Linked DNA regions of Homo sapiens: region 1 is linked to region 2. A link is a loop called in an ENCODE intact Hi-C map of the cell type or tissue named here. Cell type or tissue: PC-9. All regions are shown on one strand.

Region 1 (8,000 bases), 370 kb after region 2:
AAATCTGTGCATTTTATTATATGCAAATTATACCTCAATAAGAAAATACACTTAAAATTGTTTAAATGTCTGTAACATCAGGTAAAGGTGATCTATAAAAGCCTGAAAGGCTAATTTTGGGAGTCTGTTTCTTTCTGAAATATCCTGAATGATCTTGGTCTTGATTGTTTAATGGTTTTATGTATAATGTTGATACATGCAATTAAATTTTGATAGGGAAAAATAGAGAGAGAGAGAGAGATTGAGATTATTGTCTGTGAATTGCCCAGAACTTTAAACTCTAGTTTTTTGTGCTACCTTTTAATCTCTTTTCCTCTTTGGAACATTTACCTCTATCTTATTTCTTTTTATTCCCTCACCTCTTCCCCCATTTTCTTCATTCCCTTTTTTCTTCCTTGTGGGAGATCACTTGTCTGTGATGTTTGGCATCACTTGTACTAGCTTGGAACTCTAAAAAAATTTAAACAGCTTGCAGAGAGTGTAATAGTGATTTCTCACAAAGAGATACTTAATTTAGCATCAACTGAGTGTCGTTTAGGATTTTATCTTCACAGTGTAAGAGTTTCTGTTTTAGTTGGCCAGTAGTCTTAATTCAGAAAATTTTTTCACTTGGTGATCCTGAAGCAGTTCAGATAGAATGCTTTCTCATCCTCCATTAGCCACACACGTGCTCCTAAAATTACCCAGGTATTTCAGCAGATAAACATGCATATTCTGGGCACCCACCAGAATTGTTGTATTTTTCATTCATGTCAAACACACACATTCCCCTCGCCCCAACAAAATTCCATTTGTTTCCTGTAGATTTGCATTGAGAGGCAGATTTTCTAGCTAGTGGAAAGTTCCGGGTAACTACTTTTTGCTACTCGAAATCCTAGCAAAAGCACTTCCCAGTGCCCACCTCCGCTCCTGGGCTAGTTCCCTTTTCCTGCTGAAGAGTAATTAGCACTCCCTGCAAATGCCCGTCAAGCACTTGTGCCCCACCACTTGCTACCTGTGTGACCTCAGTCAAATTACCTCATCTCTCTGTGCTTTGGTTTCCTCATCCAAGATAATGCTCTCTGGCTGCCAATCATACACAATACCTCCAGGCATCTGGTGCTGCTTCTTAGTAGTGCTGAATCAGGATATGTGGAAGCAGGGAAGGTCAGAATTGGTGTTATATGATCCATCTATGTAAGAAGATACGAATTTATTCCTTCTTTGCTTCATTTCATGAAACTGGCCATTGTTATGTTGCTGCTTGGCTGCATCTTCTCTTTTTCATCTCTGATCACTCCCTGGTACCCAAATGATTCACAGCCCCCTGCACGCCCAGACTCCTGCCCAAGTGAGACGCGCTGACCCAGCCTGCCCACTCCAGCAGGGTCCCTCCTCTAGCCCACTCTTCACACCTTCCTGCCCATCAAAGCTACCTTGTTCTCGGTCCCATTCCCTTTTATGGCTGCCAGATGACAAACCAGCTAATTGGAGCTGTGTTGGTGACCATATTGGTAATAATGATAATTATTCCTTTTTGAGCTCCTAATTCGGTTCTGGCACAATGCTGGGAACTGCATTTACATTATCTTAATCTTCACATGACACCACAATCCACTTCTGAGTAAAGAATGCTGAGGTTCAGAAAGGTTACATAAGTTGGCTATGGTTGGGAGGAAAAGGGACAAAACTGGAATTCAGGCCCAGGTAATCAAACTTTAAACTTGTGATCTTGCCCCACCTTGCCCCACAATGTCCCACTAGTAATGACTTAATGTATGGTTTTTTTCCATACTGTTTCCATTTTAATAGGAATCATCAACACCTTAATAAGAGGAGTGAATAACAGGAGCATTTCAGACTACCAGGGTGAGATGGTTTTGAAAAAGGAGTACTTTGCAGTTCCCATAGGACCTCAGAATAGAGAGATGTTTGCTTTTGAGAGTTGTTCACAGACATTCAAAGTGACCCTTGAATATTTCTAATTCAAAAGTCAGTGCCCACATTTCTATCACTCACCTCAAGCTAAAATCAGTAGTTTACCTGGGCCAGGTGCAGTTGCTCATGCCTATAATCCCAGCAATTTGTGAGGCTGAGGCAGGAGGACCACTTGAGCCCAGGAGTTCCAGACCAGCCTGGACAACATAGTGAGACTTCATCTCTACAAAGAATAAAGGCGAAATTAGCCGGGCATGGTGACACACGCCTGTGGTCCCAGCTACCTGGGAGGCTGATGTGGGAAGATCGCTTGAGCCCTGGAAATTGATGCTGCAGTGAGCTGAGATTGCACCACTGCCCTCCAGCCCGGGTGACAGAGTAAGAACCTGTGTCAGAAAAAAAAAAAAAAAATCTTACCCTGGTCAAAGTGAATGGTTTTAAAATCAGAGTCCACTAGGCCAGGCAAAGTGGCTCACGCCTGTAATCCCAGCACTTTGGGAGGCTGAGGCAGGCGGATCATGAGGTTAGGAGATCGAGACCATCCTGGCTAACATGGTGAAACCCCATCTCTCCTAAAAATACAAAAAAAAAACACAAAAAATTAGCTGGGCGTGGTGGCGGGCGCCTGTAGTCCCAGCTACTCTGAATCTGAAGGCTGAGGCAGGAGAATGGTGTGAACCTAGGGGGTGGAGCTTGCAGTGAGCCAAGATTGTGCCACTGCACTCCAGCCTGGGCAACAGAGTGAGACTTCGTCTCAAAAAAAAAAAAAAAAAAAAAATCAGAGTCCACTGTGCCCATTACCTGGTCCCTGCCACAGCCAAGGTACTGAAAAGGTTGCAGATATGTAAGTAAAATCCTATATTAGGCTCATAAACTTGTGGAATTGTTATTTTTAGTGATATTATTGATGACTTAATTCATTTTATTTGTAATGATAGCCTTTTCCGGGGTTGATCAGTTAAGTACTGGTTTCATGGCATCTCAATGTCTGCAGTGTGTCCAGTCCAATTCAATAACCATTTGAATCCCAGAGTTGTGGACAATCCTCACTGACAATTTATGACTCACAAGATGGCAAAAACATTAAGGATACCTTAGGCTAATTTGAAACTGAGCAGAATATAAGGAATTCCATTACTTTATTTGTGGATTACTTTTGTTAACTAGGCAACGATGACATCATAGATGCCCTGAAGCTACCTGGAGTTAGGTCAGGCCATTGTCAAATTAACTTAATGATTTACATGGGCACTGCATGTTGCAGCATATTCTCTTTCTCTCTTACCCAGCTTTGTAACAAGCAGAACCTACTTTTTAGTGAAATGAATGATGCCCTCCTTGTCTTATGACTTCCTTGATTATAGTTTTATTCCTTCTGTAGCTACCTTCTTTTATGGTTCAGGTAAAAGCCTTTCTTTAGTAGAAGGGAAAAAGAGAATTTAAAAATAAAAGGTCTCTAACCCTATTATTTGTATCAGTGTTTCTCCAAAAGTTGGACTTTGGGGAGCAGGGAAGCAGTTGCTGCAGGGAGGATGATGGCCACTAGCTTTCTTGGTTGTATCAACGAAATCTCTGGTCCTTCTTCCGCCTGCCTGTTGTCCATGGCTGGACCCATTTATGGAGCTCAACAAAATCATCCAGCAGGTTCACCTGCCACCTCTCCCGCTTGTCTGTCCCCATTAGTATCTCCTCCAGCTTTGGAGTCACACAGCCTTGTGCTGATGTCAACCACGTATTGGTCATGAAACCCTAGGAAAGTTCTTTAATCTTTCTGAGCCTCATTTTTCTCATTCGTCTAAAGGGAAAATAGTCCTGACTTTCAGGGTTCTGATGGATATCCAATAAAACAGCATGGTGTAAGTGCCCAGCAACATGCCTAGAGCATAGTAAGCACTCCACAAATTTGAGTTCTCCTCCTGTCAGCCGCTTCTTCACACAGAGCCGTTCTGACGGTGTGCAGAGGAGGGTCTGATTTCTAGCTTGAAGTCATGGGAGAGCTCCCTGGTTAGGAGATGAGAGTGAAGCAGGGGAAGTTCAGGCGTTTTCACACAGTTCAAGGTCTTTTGACTGTGCTTTTGACTAACTTAATTCCCAAACTTGACAGGCAAAAGAAACTGAACTAAGTAAACTCATCTCTTCTAAGGCTTTTTATCCCAGCTGCTGCCTTGAGGAGGTTCTTGCTATTTCAGAGAAGAGCAATCATGACACCAAACAGTCATTATCCTGCCCACTTACCTCAGGACCCACATTGCCTGGGTGGCAGTGGCTCCAAAACAAAGAAATACTGAGAGATTTGTCAATTCTGAGAAACTAATTTGACTTATGTTAGCCAAGAACCAGGTTTTCATTTTATTGAACGGACCTTTTCCTTCACTAATCGGCTTTCCGTCTTGTGAATGTGGCTGGCCAAAGAGGGCCAGACATGGGCCCTGCTTGGCTTGCGATTCATCTAGAGGCTTTCCGAAAACATCAGGCACCCCCAGCTTCCTGTTGAAGCCGACAGGCTTTCAACAGCCTCTTTGTGGATGCCTTTCCATATGAATTATGTCTGAGCTTGCTCTAGGAAACATTCCAGGTCCACTCTTATTTATGAGGGCATTTTCAGCATGTGAGGTGCTTGGTACATTAGCCTTAATCCTCAGGATTCTTCATTCTTCAAAAAACACAGAGCCAGGAGCAGTGGCTCATGCCTCTATCCCAGCTACTTGGGAGGCTGAGGTGGGAGGACTGCTTGAGGCCAAGCGTTCAAGACCATCTTGGGCAACATAGCGAGACACTAACTCTAAAAAAGAAATTTAAAAAAATAGATAGATAGATAGATAGATAGATAGATAGATAGATAGATAGATAGATAGACAGACAGACAGACAGATAGAGAGAATGTGCATTTATGGTCCAGGGGTCAAATTTGGTACAAAGACATGAGTTTATTTTCCTTTGTTTATCCCCAAACGTTTTTATTATTAAATTATTTATACAGCAAAGTTGAAAGAATTTTACAGTGAACCCTCCTAGCCCCCATTCAACCACTAACATTTTACTATACTTGGCTTATCACATATACTTGGCTTATCCATCTACCCCTCCCTCTAGCCATCCATCAATCTTTATTTTTTGATACATTTTAAATTAATTTGCAGACATCAGTATACTTCCTCCTAAATATTTCAGTGTGCTAGAATAAGAAATGCAGTTCAGGTGCAGTGGCTTACACCTGTAATCCCAGCACTTTGGGAGGCTGAAGTGGGAGGATCACTTGAGCCCAGGAATTTGAGACCAGCTTGAGCAACAACACAGTGAAACCCTAGCTCTACAAAAAATTAAAAATAAGAAAATATTAGCTGAGCATGATGGCACGTGCTTGTGGTCCCAGCTACTTAGGAGCCTGAGGTGGGAGAATCGCTGGAGCTTGGGAGGTCAAGACTGCAGTGAGCAGAGATCATGCTACCATACTCCAGCCTGGGTGACAGAGCAAGACCCTGTCTCAAAAAAATTGTTTTAATAATCACTATAAAATTAATTAAAAAGAGAAATACACAGATTTAATATATATATTCACTAAGTTTTGACCAATGCATGCACCTATGTAACCCAAACCTCTATCAATAGAGCACTGCTACCCCCAGAAAGTTTCCTCATACCCCTTGTAAGTCCCCATCTGCTGAAGCAAGCACCCTTCTGAATTTTTCTACCATTAATTAGTTTTGTCTGTTCTAGAATATCACATAAATGGAATCATTAGGTTGTTCTTTTTTTCTGTGTGGTTCTTTCACTCACTATAATGTTTTTGAGATTGATCCAAATTGTTGCATGCATCAATAATGTCTTCCTTTGTATTGCTAAGTAGTATTCCATTCTATGCATATATCACAGTTTATCCATTCTCATTTTGATGGACACTTGGCTAGTTTCAAGTTTCCTAGTCAACATGATAAAGCTGCTAAGAACACATCTAGACAAGTCTTTTTTCTTTTCTCTTGGGTAAATACCTAGGAGTAGAATTTCTGGGTCATAGAATAGGCATATATTTGGTTTTATAATAAATTACCAAAATTTTTCTGAAGCAATTGTACCATTTACATTCCCACCAACAATGTATTAATATTAATATGAGAGTTCCAGTAACTCTAAATCTTAGCCAACATTTGATGTTATCAGTCTTAGCCATTCTGATGGGTGTATAGTGGTACCTCATTGTGGATTTAATTTGCATTTTCCTGGTAACGAATGGTGTAAAGCACTTTTTCATTATATGGTGATTTTATTAAAAATTTAATTAACATACTATCGTTTAAAAATCTAGAGTTTTACATAAGGATCCTAATTCTCAGCTGTTCATGAAATATTAAAGGACCTAGCAAAACTGGGCTCATATTTCCACATGGGAACAATCAACAGAAGCCACGAAGTAGCTGTGCCTTTAGGGGAACTGTTCTTTGGTTTCCCAGAGTCCCTCACCCACCCCATAACTCCCTAGTTGTCCGTTATCATACATCATCACATTTGCACTGTTGTTTTCTTTCGTATTAAGAGGAAAGTGAGAGTTTCTTGAACCCACATCATTATCAATCTAGGAAAATTAAAGGTGGATCAAGAGGGCCTTATGTTTCAAGAAAGGTAGAAAACCCACATTTCTTTGTGGCAATGAGAAAATGTTCCTACAATGTTTAATATGTAAATTAAATGGGTCTATTTTAAAAGGTTGCCACTTAAAGCTTTATAAGGAAACTGCCTGGTTTTACTCCTTTTTATTATCTGCCTAGTCCCTTCAGGATTTTGAGTTTGTAACTCCTATAATAGAACACTTAACACTGATACATTATGTCTCAAGGCTGCACTAACTGGGGCTTATTTAGATATACATAGGAATCTAATTTCATGTCCTTTTATTGAAAAAGGAAAAAAAAAAAAGCCACTCCAATAATACTTCATTTAGAATATTTTATGTGTTAGGAAATATTGAGACTAAAAAAAAAATTGTTTCACTTTCTCAAATTCTGTAATTTTGTTTTTAATTCCAGGATTGTAAGTGGAAAATGTATATGGAGATGGATGGGGATGAAATTGCAATAACCTACATAAAAGATGTGACATTCAACACTAACCTACCTGATGCGGAGATTTTAAAGATGACAAAGGTAGGGTTCTATTTACGGCTTAAAAGCTCTTTTGAATTCACAGATATCAAACAAAGACATTAAAATACCCCAGCAGTGTGCTTTTGTGCTTGTCCATGCTCACATCAGCTCAGCCTCGAGCTGGCTGTTGAAAGGCACATTTTATTTAGCAGACTGAGATCATAATAGGTTTTTGTTAAAATTCTACTTATGCTGTGTGAACTAAAAAGCACTGCAAAAAGGTATCGTTTAATTTTTTTTTAATTTTTTTGTCTATTATTTCTTTATGCTTACTCTGCCATTTATTAAAGGAGGGAAAATGTGAACGATGAAAATATTTACTTCAAATTTTGACTATTTAAACTTTGGAAAACTTTTCCCGGAGAATGACTTTCTTGGTTGAGGTCAATTTCCTGAAGGACTGAGATGAGGTTAATTATGAGGCACACAGTGAAGTCTTAATGGCTTCCTTAAGTTCACACCTATGAATTCCTGGAGTGGCCAGAGAACATGTTACTACTCCAGGGTCAATGGTGGAAGCATGTTGATGGAAGCATGCTGATGAAAACAAGAAAGACTTGTGGAAATGCTTAGCTTGCTCCTCAAAATGGAAAAAAATTCAATTCTGTCCCAATCATACTGGAACAATACATATGAGACTTCAATTGTAGAAGGTCAACAACTTCAGGTAAATAACCATGAAGTCAACAGGATAGTCACCATAACCTCACATAATCCATTAACTGTAATACACTATTCACCAGGTCTTTGGTTTCAGTGAAGAAAGTGGGGCGTGTAGCAAAGGACCCAGATACAAACACAAATAGGGAACTAAAATGGTTCTTCAAAGACATGCATTAGAGTGCACATCAGAGTGCTAAACCACCAAGTCCTTTTAATTTGCAAGTGGACATCAAGCAGATTGATTTGATATTCATTGTTGGATTCCACTGTGCATCTAGGAGT
Region 2 (8,000 bases):
ATAGAGGCAAATAAACTCTAAGAAACTTTGTCTGTGACCCCTCCGTGACTCAGCCAGCATTACTAATTTGCTGTGGGAGGCAGGTTTTGAATTTGTTAGAACAAATTACTTAAGTTGTGCTCTTTGCATTAGAATCTGCACTTCAAATGAATTAATTCTACACCCACCTGGTGTGAAAAACAGCGTAAGGTTAGAGAGGTGGTAAAGTGGAACTAGAGATGGGGGAAGTGATGCTGTGGTTATTCTTCCTCCATCATTTCTGTGTAGGTCCTTCTGACCACATTTTCTATTGACAAGGTTACCTCCCCTAATCATTCTCTTCTATCTTTTTCCCACTCACCCAATTGTTGATGGACCCATTCACATTCTAACCTTGTACCTTACCTCAAAATATTCTGATGTCCATGTGAGTTTGTATCCAGAAGGATTCTCTGTGACAGTCTTATTTCTAGGAGAGTCTGTTCATTTCTAGGAAGGACTATAACTACAGCTTGGGGCAGATGGCAGCTGTCCAGATTGCAGTGTGTGATTATTTCTGTAGTTATTCCTGTTAAAAAAACATCCAAGTTTGTTAAAAATTGTCGGGAAGAAGCTCAGGAAAGGGACAGCATATTTCACTGAGAGCCATCAGAACTTTATTCTTTTGGAGAATGAAGGCAGGTAAAGTAGACAGATGGATTTAGAAACAACACCTGGATGAGAAGTCTTATATATTACATTCCCTGCTAAAGTAAAGAACTCAAAATATTTTATCAATTGACAAGGAAAGTCCACTAGCTAGAAAAAATGGGCAACAATGTGTATAGGCGATTCACAAAGAAAGGAATATATTTCTTCTTTTGGTCGATAATTATGTAAATATCACTAGTAGTCATAAAGACGTAAATGGAGACAATTAGATATGCTTTTTCACTCACCAGATTGGCAGTGATGGAAGTAATCAATAAATATGCAGTGATGGGAAAGCTGTGGGGAAACAAGTACTCTTGTACTCTGCAGGTGGGGCTGCAAATATTAGTTACATTTTGCAGTTGACAGGCAGTATTTATCAAAATTTTAAATGCACACACCATTTGGCCAAATACCCCTAAGTCTAGATATCTCTCCTTTGGAAATGCTTGCACATGTTCATAAAGATATTATATAAGGGCCTGTTTTTGGTAGTATTGTTTGCTATAGCCAACTACTGGAAAAACTCTAAATGTCCATCAGTAAAGGACTAGTTAAGTAAATCATAATTCATGCTTAACTTGAAATACTATAAGCTGTTTAAAAAACTGAGAGATCTATATATACTGTTATGGAAATATCTCCAAGACACACTGCTAATGCCCAAGCAGGAAGCTGCAGGGACAATACATATGATTATGATTCCATTCATTTAAAAAATAAACCTAAAGCCATAGCTTTGTATATATACTTAGATATGTACATAAATACACAGATAAAGTCATGTAATACTATATACCAAACCGTTGACAGTGCAGCAAAGAGAGGAATTGGGGTGGAGTGACGAAGCGGGACTTTTAATTTTTTACTCTACGTACTTCTGACCTTTGATATTTTATTACATCTCTATTACAATAAGGATGAATTACTTTGGGAGGCCGAGACGAGCAGATCACTTGAGTCCAGTAGTTTGATACCAGCTTGGGCAACATGGCAAGACCCCGTCTCTACAAAAAAACACAAAAAATTAGCCAGGTATGGTGGTGTGCACCTGTAGTCCAAGCTACTCAGAGGCTGAGGTGGGAGGATCACTTGAACCTAGAAGGTCAAGGCTGCAGTGAGCCGTGATCATACCACTGTACTGCAGCCTGGGTGACAGAGTGTGACCCTGTCTCCAAAAAATGGATTACTTGTATAATTTGTTAAGCGTATATAAAAATAGGAAAGTTGCAACTTAGCTTTCTGGGAAAAGTACTCTGAATTGCCTCCCAAAGAGACTGTTCAGGAAACCAAAGGTGGGTGGTACAACAAAAGCTTTTCCTTTTTATTTTGGTAGTGGTTGGTCCATTTATATAATGGAGCATGACAGGCTTTTTTCTGTACACTTTTCGGGAAGCATACCTGCATAGCCTGCAAATGAGGTGGCCATCACAAACAGCTAGCTGAGACAGCGACTTACCTGCAGACTGAAGGGGTGGGGGAATCACATGCCCACTTGCTGACTGGAACCAAAGAGTCCATCATTAAACATAAAATGTTGCTCAGGTCCCACTGTCTACCTCACTTCCCTGATGCCCCAGAGCTCTGGTGGACTCAGTGCTCCGCGCTCTGGGGAGCTCAGGAAGCCTAGGGCTCACAGCTATCATTAGATTCAATAGAGCTCACGCTCTATAAAATGTGCTTCTCTAGGCTCCTAACCAGCAGGCATAGCATTGCATCTCCCTGACACCTTCCTGAACTTCTATAAGTACACATTGCATAGTAATTCATTGTTTACATGTCAGTCTTCTTCTTTACTCTGTCTTTATTCATTTCTGTATTCCCAGAGCTCAATACAGTGCCTGGTATATAGGAAATGCTCAAGAAATGACTAGAATAAAGGATAAAAAGTCTAGATTTTGAAGAACTGTCTTATAAGTGAACTTTTGAAAACCTGGGCTTTCCTTGGTTGGATATAAGGGAAATGTATAGAAGCACGATAATTAAAAACTGGTACAATTAAAACTTAGCTATATGGCTAGTTGGTTCAATGTTTAGGCTTTGGAGTTAATAGCTTATGTTCAAATCCTGGCATTTCCACTTACTAGCCAGTGACTTGACAAGTTCTTTAACCTGCTTGTGCCTCAGTTTCCTCCTCTGTAAAATGGAGATACCAAAGTCAATCTACCTCACAGGCTGGTTGCTAGGATTCAAGAGATAGTGAACGCAAAGCTTTAACAGTGGGAATGGCACATAGATAAATTCATTTGTTGTTCACTCTTAGTGATTGTTGTCTAGAACCTTCAAGACATGTCATTCTAGTTGGTCAAGTTTTTTGAATACCCCTTTAAAAACTGAGTTTTTCTTATTTAACCAACTTTGTGTATTATCTTTTAAAAATGGCTTCTATTTCCTGAAACAATATAATGAGCATCTCCATTTTAACTCAGGAACATTGTCATAAGCAGTAATTATTGTCCTGTGCACAACACAGAAATACTGCCCACGCTTGTGGAGGTGTGTGGAGGTGTCACACTTCCCAACTACTCTGATTTTTGAGTTCTTCTGCCTTACATTTATTAATGGTCAACTTTCAATTCTTACTAAGCTCCATGGCCAGCTTTTAGTACTTTCTTTGACTGTTTTTCTTTTTTCTAATATACTGTGCTCTTGGGAATCAGACTACCAAGTATGTTATAATTGTGTAGAAATAAGAGTGGCTTGATGAGGCTCTTACTGAGCTCTCTAATGAATAAGGCGAATGCTTTTTATAATTTCCACATTGGTTGAATTCTTTCCTATTTAATGCCAATATTTTATGTATTTAAGACAGACAAAGTTTTAGCATATGCAAAAAAGTTTTATTCTATTTTCTATTCTACAGTTTTAACTTGAATTCAACATAATGCCATGGACTGAGCTAGAAGTTTTAGCACTTCCTCGGATAGAAGGAAGCAGCCTGCACTGTGGGGAAGGACATTAGGTTCAGGTCTTGGATCTGCTAGTTAGTTGCTGTGTGAGCTCAGTTTCATCTTCTCTAACAAGGAAAATAAGATGGGCACTCAGTTGTCAGCAAGGCTTAAATAGTCTGTTAATATCAGTGAAAGTGCTAACATTTTGTTGTTAGAAATGGTATTACTCCAACACGTTTGTAGTTTTTTAAATTGTACTTCTAAGGATCTGTATTGAGAGACTACTTTGGTATGCCTTATCAGAGAATTCATCAGTGGCCTTTAAATGACTCTTTTCATTTTAAACATTTTCTAAAACTGTTGTGAAGCTACTCTCTGAGGGATGATGGAGTAAGGTAGGGGGACAGGCTCTTAAAAATGCCACCCTATGGGGTTTAGTGAGCTGGGAGTTGGAAATCCCTTTTTCTAATAGATTTAACAATAAGCTCTTTTAGACATACAGATGGGAAAGCATTAAAATATATATGTGGTGTGTTCATGTTAACAGGGGACTGTTGATAATTAAGTAAATCCAACATTTTTCTTCTAAACTTATATTAACTTTTTCAAATTAAATTATTTCTGTACTAACCATCTGTCCTTGTGTTCCCAGCATGAAATGCCTTGTGATTAGTTAGTAAACTTTTACTCAATTTGAAATGTATCTGATACCGTTTCCCCGCTTCCATATTTACTTCCTCCTCTCTTTAGACCTCAATGGGTATCTGCCTGAAATGAATTCCTCTTTGCAGTCCTGTGTCCTCTGGGGCCAGCTGACCATGTTGAGACCTTGAGTTTGGATCCAATTTTGTCTTCATTACACACTTAATGGGCCTCACTCAGGGCCTGTTTAACTCTGTTGTTTAATGGAGTACAGGAACTTTAGAGACACCCAGGACTAAAATGCAAGAATCTAAAAGACATGGAAGCTGAATTTAAACCACAAAGAAGTTCAAAATGCACTATGAGAAGCTATCATAGGAGGAGGAGGAGGCTGTGTGTTATGAGGGAAGCATATGGAATTCAGAAACTCAAGGTCTGTGTTTATATCTGGACTTTTACCTGTGTGAGTCACTTAGCATTGTCATTTCATCATTAGCAGGTCATTTCATCTCTGAGACTCAGTTTCTTCATTGATGAAAGTGAGGATAGTGTCTGTTCTAGCTATAATGTAAAGTTGAAAAAAGCTCAAATGAGATAACATGTGAAAGTGCTTTACAGATCATAAGGTGCTAGCAAACATTATCATTATCATCATCATCATCATCACCATTATCACCATCCTAACTGCTGTTAGGAAGACATGCTAGATCCAAGAATTCTGAAGTCCTGGCTACTTGAAGCATCAGACTGTTTTCCTGCTTTTAGTTGCTTCAAGTCCAATTGTTGCATTTACTCATGTTTTGTCATTAAATTTTAAATTTGTTCATTTCCAATTATCCACTGATTTGGAAGCATGGAGTCAGAGTAGGGGAGCAGATGAGCAGGAACATGGTCAGAAGACAGGACTAGGCCAGTTTAAAGCAACGTGTTTAATATGTGTTAAAAAAAAAAAGGAGTGAATTTTACCTTAGGGCTAGACTTTGTCTTAGTCTGTTTTGTGCTGCTGTAACAGAATATATGAGACTGGGTAATTTATAAAGAACAGAGATTTCTCTCTTACAGTTCTAGAGGCTGAGAAGTCCAAGGTGGAAGGGCTTGCGGCTATCGAGGGCCTTCTTGCTGTATCATCTCATGGCAAAAGGCAGAAGAGCAACAGAGCATGCTTGCAAGAGAGGGCAGGAGATCCAACTCACAGCCTCAAGCTCCTTTTACAATCAGGATTAATCCATTCATGAGGTGGAGCCCTCATGACCTAAACACCTCCCATTAGGCCCCACCTCCCAACACTGTTGCATTGGGGATTAAGCCTCCAACTCCAATTGAACTTTGGACATTCAAACCCTAGCATACTTCTGACAAGTGGTCAAAAACATTCATATTGGAGTTTGATGAAGACTCTTGAAGAAAAGACCAATTCATGGTCAAACGTTAATAGAGGAAGGAAAATAGGACCTGACATTTTTAAAAATTCTGCTAGGTAAATACCTGGTGAAGTTTTACCCAGAAGATGTTTTTCTCTCCTAGAAGATGTTTTTAGGAAAGGTGGGTATGGTTGGAAGCCCGCTTCAGTTGGCAGTGTCTGGGAGAGGACTTAAGCCACAGAATCAACTTGTGTGGTCCTTGGGACCACAGAAAGCCCAACCCAAATCTGACTTCAAGCAGTGTGAAGATGAGATGCAAAATATGGTTTGGAAGAAGGCAAGAGCATTGGGTCCTTCCTTACCTTGCATTTAGGTTAGTGAAAAGAACAAACCATATATAAAAGTTATTTTGGAGGAGAGAAGGGGAGAAATTATATCTACGGTCAGTGAAATAATTGGCCTCATGGAGTTGGGACAGCAGCTATGGTATCACACCAATTTTTGTCTTCATTGATTAGGCTTCTTCCGGTAACTAAACTGTTGCCACAGCAATTTTGCTACAACAGTGACCTCTGATGACAGTGTTTAAATTCTACTATACCCCTGCACCTCCACCCCAGGACCAGGGAGCCAACAGTGAACTGTTAAAATGTATGAGGTAGTTCCTTGCTGGGAGGCTTCTCCTACAGCAGTGTTTTCAAGTTGGAAGCCATGAAAATGGTCTGAAATATTTTACCTTCAGATACAAGTCCTTAATCTCATGTTGACCTTGGACTGTAATTTGGATAACCAACAGTTTTATTCCCTATTTACAGCAGGGAGGTAGATTGATTAGGAAACTTGTGTTTGCAGTCAGTAGTGTTCCTACACTGGAGCCTCTATCCCTGTTTGGACTAACATTTGCAACATCAGTACTGAATTTGCCAGAAGATTCAGTTTTGCTTGAAGAAACTTATCTGAGATCACCTCCAGGCTTCTCATACTACTTGTCAGCATAGTGCGTGCTTGAACCAGCTGGAGATTCCAAAGCATTGCCTCATATGTGGGAATTCTGTGCTTGTATTAATGCCACACCTGTTCCATCCCTACCATACCCTCTGAGCATTTTGAGAAGAATGATAGGGCTGTTATTCAGCTGGTCCACACATGTGTGCCCCAAAAGAGTTTTAAAGGTCTGTTCTGAATGATCTGTGCCCATGCTGTTTAAATTGTGAGATATTTTGAACATGGTCCCTGTGATATGGTATTATTTTTTTCCAAAAAAATACATATGCAACATACTTCAGTTTAGCAGAGTTTTGTCTTTGATCATAAAAGGGAGAAATTTAGGAAGTTCTGACAGTGCTTGAAAATCATTTGCATTTGCCTTGATTTATTTACTTTCTGATGAAACATAAAGATTACTTGTAGCAAACGCTATTGTTGCCCCTCTCCGTATACCCTTGGCCTATGCCTGGGTTTGTCAGTAGCCACAGTGGACTGCCCCCTGTCCCCTGAAGGCCTCCCATTTCAAGTATCAGTATATCTCTACTTCATCTGAGGGTTTTCTTCAATGCTGGGGGATATTCACAGCCCAACAAGCCAGCACAGACACTTCAGGGATCTGATGCTCCCTGGTGCGTTTGACCATGAGGGCTGAATGCCCCAGCTTCTGCATCCCTCTGTGGGTCAGCGTTACAGTGTGTTCCACACAGTTCCCCAGTGGGTCCCCAGCAGGACAGAGCCCCAGTTGCCCATGGCGGTATTGGCTTTTCCTTCCCCCTGCCTCACTTTCCTCCTCCCTGCCTCACTTTCCTCCTCCCTTATCTATGCCTCCTGAGATTGCCTCCCAAGACCTGGTCTCTGGGTCTGTCTGGGGAACTTAAGCTAAGACAGAATTGTTCCCTGAACTACTGGTTTAGGTTCCCAGCTGGTCGCCCTGTGTATTAGTCCATTTCATGCTGCTGATAAAGACATACCTGAGACTGGGCAATTTACAAAAGAAGTGTTTTATTGGACTTACAGTTCCACGTGGCTGGGAAGGCCTCATAATCATGGCAGAAGGCAAAAGGCACTTCTTATGTGGCGGCGGCAAGAGAGAAAATGAGAGCCAAATGAAAGGGGTTTCCGCTTACAAAACTATCAGCTCTCATGAGACTTATTCACCACCACGAGAACAGTATGGGAGGAACCGCCCCCATGATTCAATTATCTCTCACTGGGCCCCTTCCACAACACATAGGAATTATGGGAGAACAATTCAAGATGAGATTTAGGTGGGGACACAGAGTCAAACCATATCACCCTGCTTGGCATCTTGCCACCAACACCCTGAATCTGTTAGAAATGCAAATTAACCAAGTGCCAGAACCTTTCATGGTTTCCTCTTGCCTAGGAATGGAGTCCCAGATCCCTAATGCATCTCGGTGCCCTGAGTGCCATGGCTGCTGCTGCACTT

Evidence for each region. Hi-C counts contacts between places; a loop is a spot of excess contacts. Peaks named below come from ENCODE experiments on the same cell type or tissue, not always from the same donor. Only the 100,000 strongest peaks of a DNase experiment are listed, where the experiment ranks them.
Region 1: it touches region 2 in a loop (4-fold over the local background); 1 of 110 quality-filtered maps calls a loop at or near these places.

The regions. Positions count from the first base shown.
Region 1 is chr2:173,251,761-173,259,760 of GRCh38, forward strand. It overlaps MAP3K20 (mitogen-activated protein kinase kinase kinase 20), which reads left to right. Exons shown (of 20, transcript NM_016653.3): 17 at 6,939-7,055. All of the region lies in intron 2 of MAP3K20-AS1 (MAP3K20 antisense RNA 1), which reads right to left. Among named protein-coding and RNA genes, the nearest start is that of MAP3K20-AS1, 26 kb to the right of the region's middle. In PC-9, no CTCF peak of the experiment used is centred here; a DNase peak (open chromatin) is centred at 3,051.
Region 2 is chr2:172,877,958-172,885,957 of GRCh38, forward strand. All of the region lies in intron 4 of RAPGEF4 (Rap guanine nucleotide exchange factor 4), which reads left to right. Among named protein-coding and RNA genes, the nearest start is that of RAPGEF4-AS1, 150 kb to the left of the region's middle. In PC-9, no CTCF peak of the experiment used is centred here; no DNase peak of the experiment used is centred here.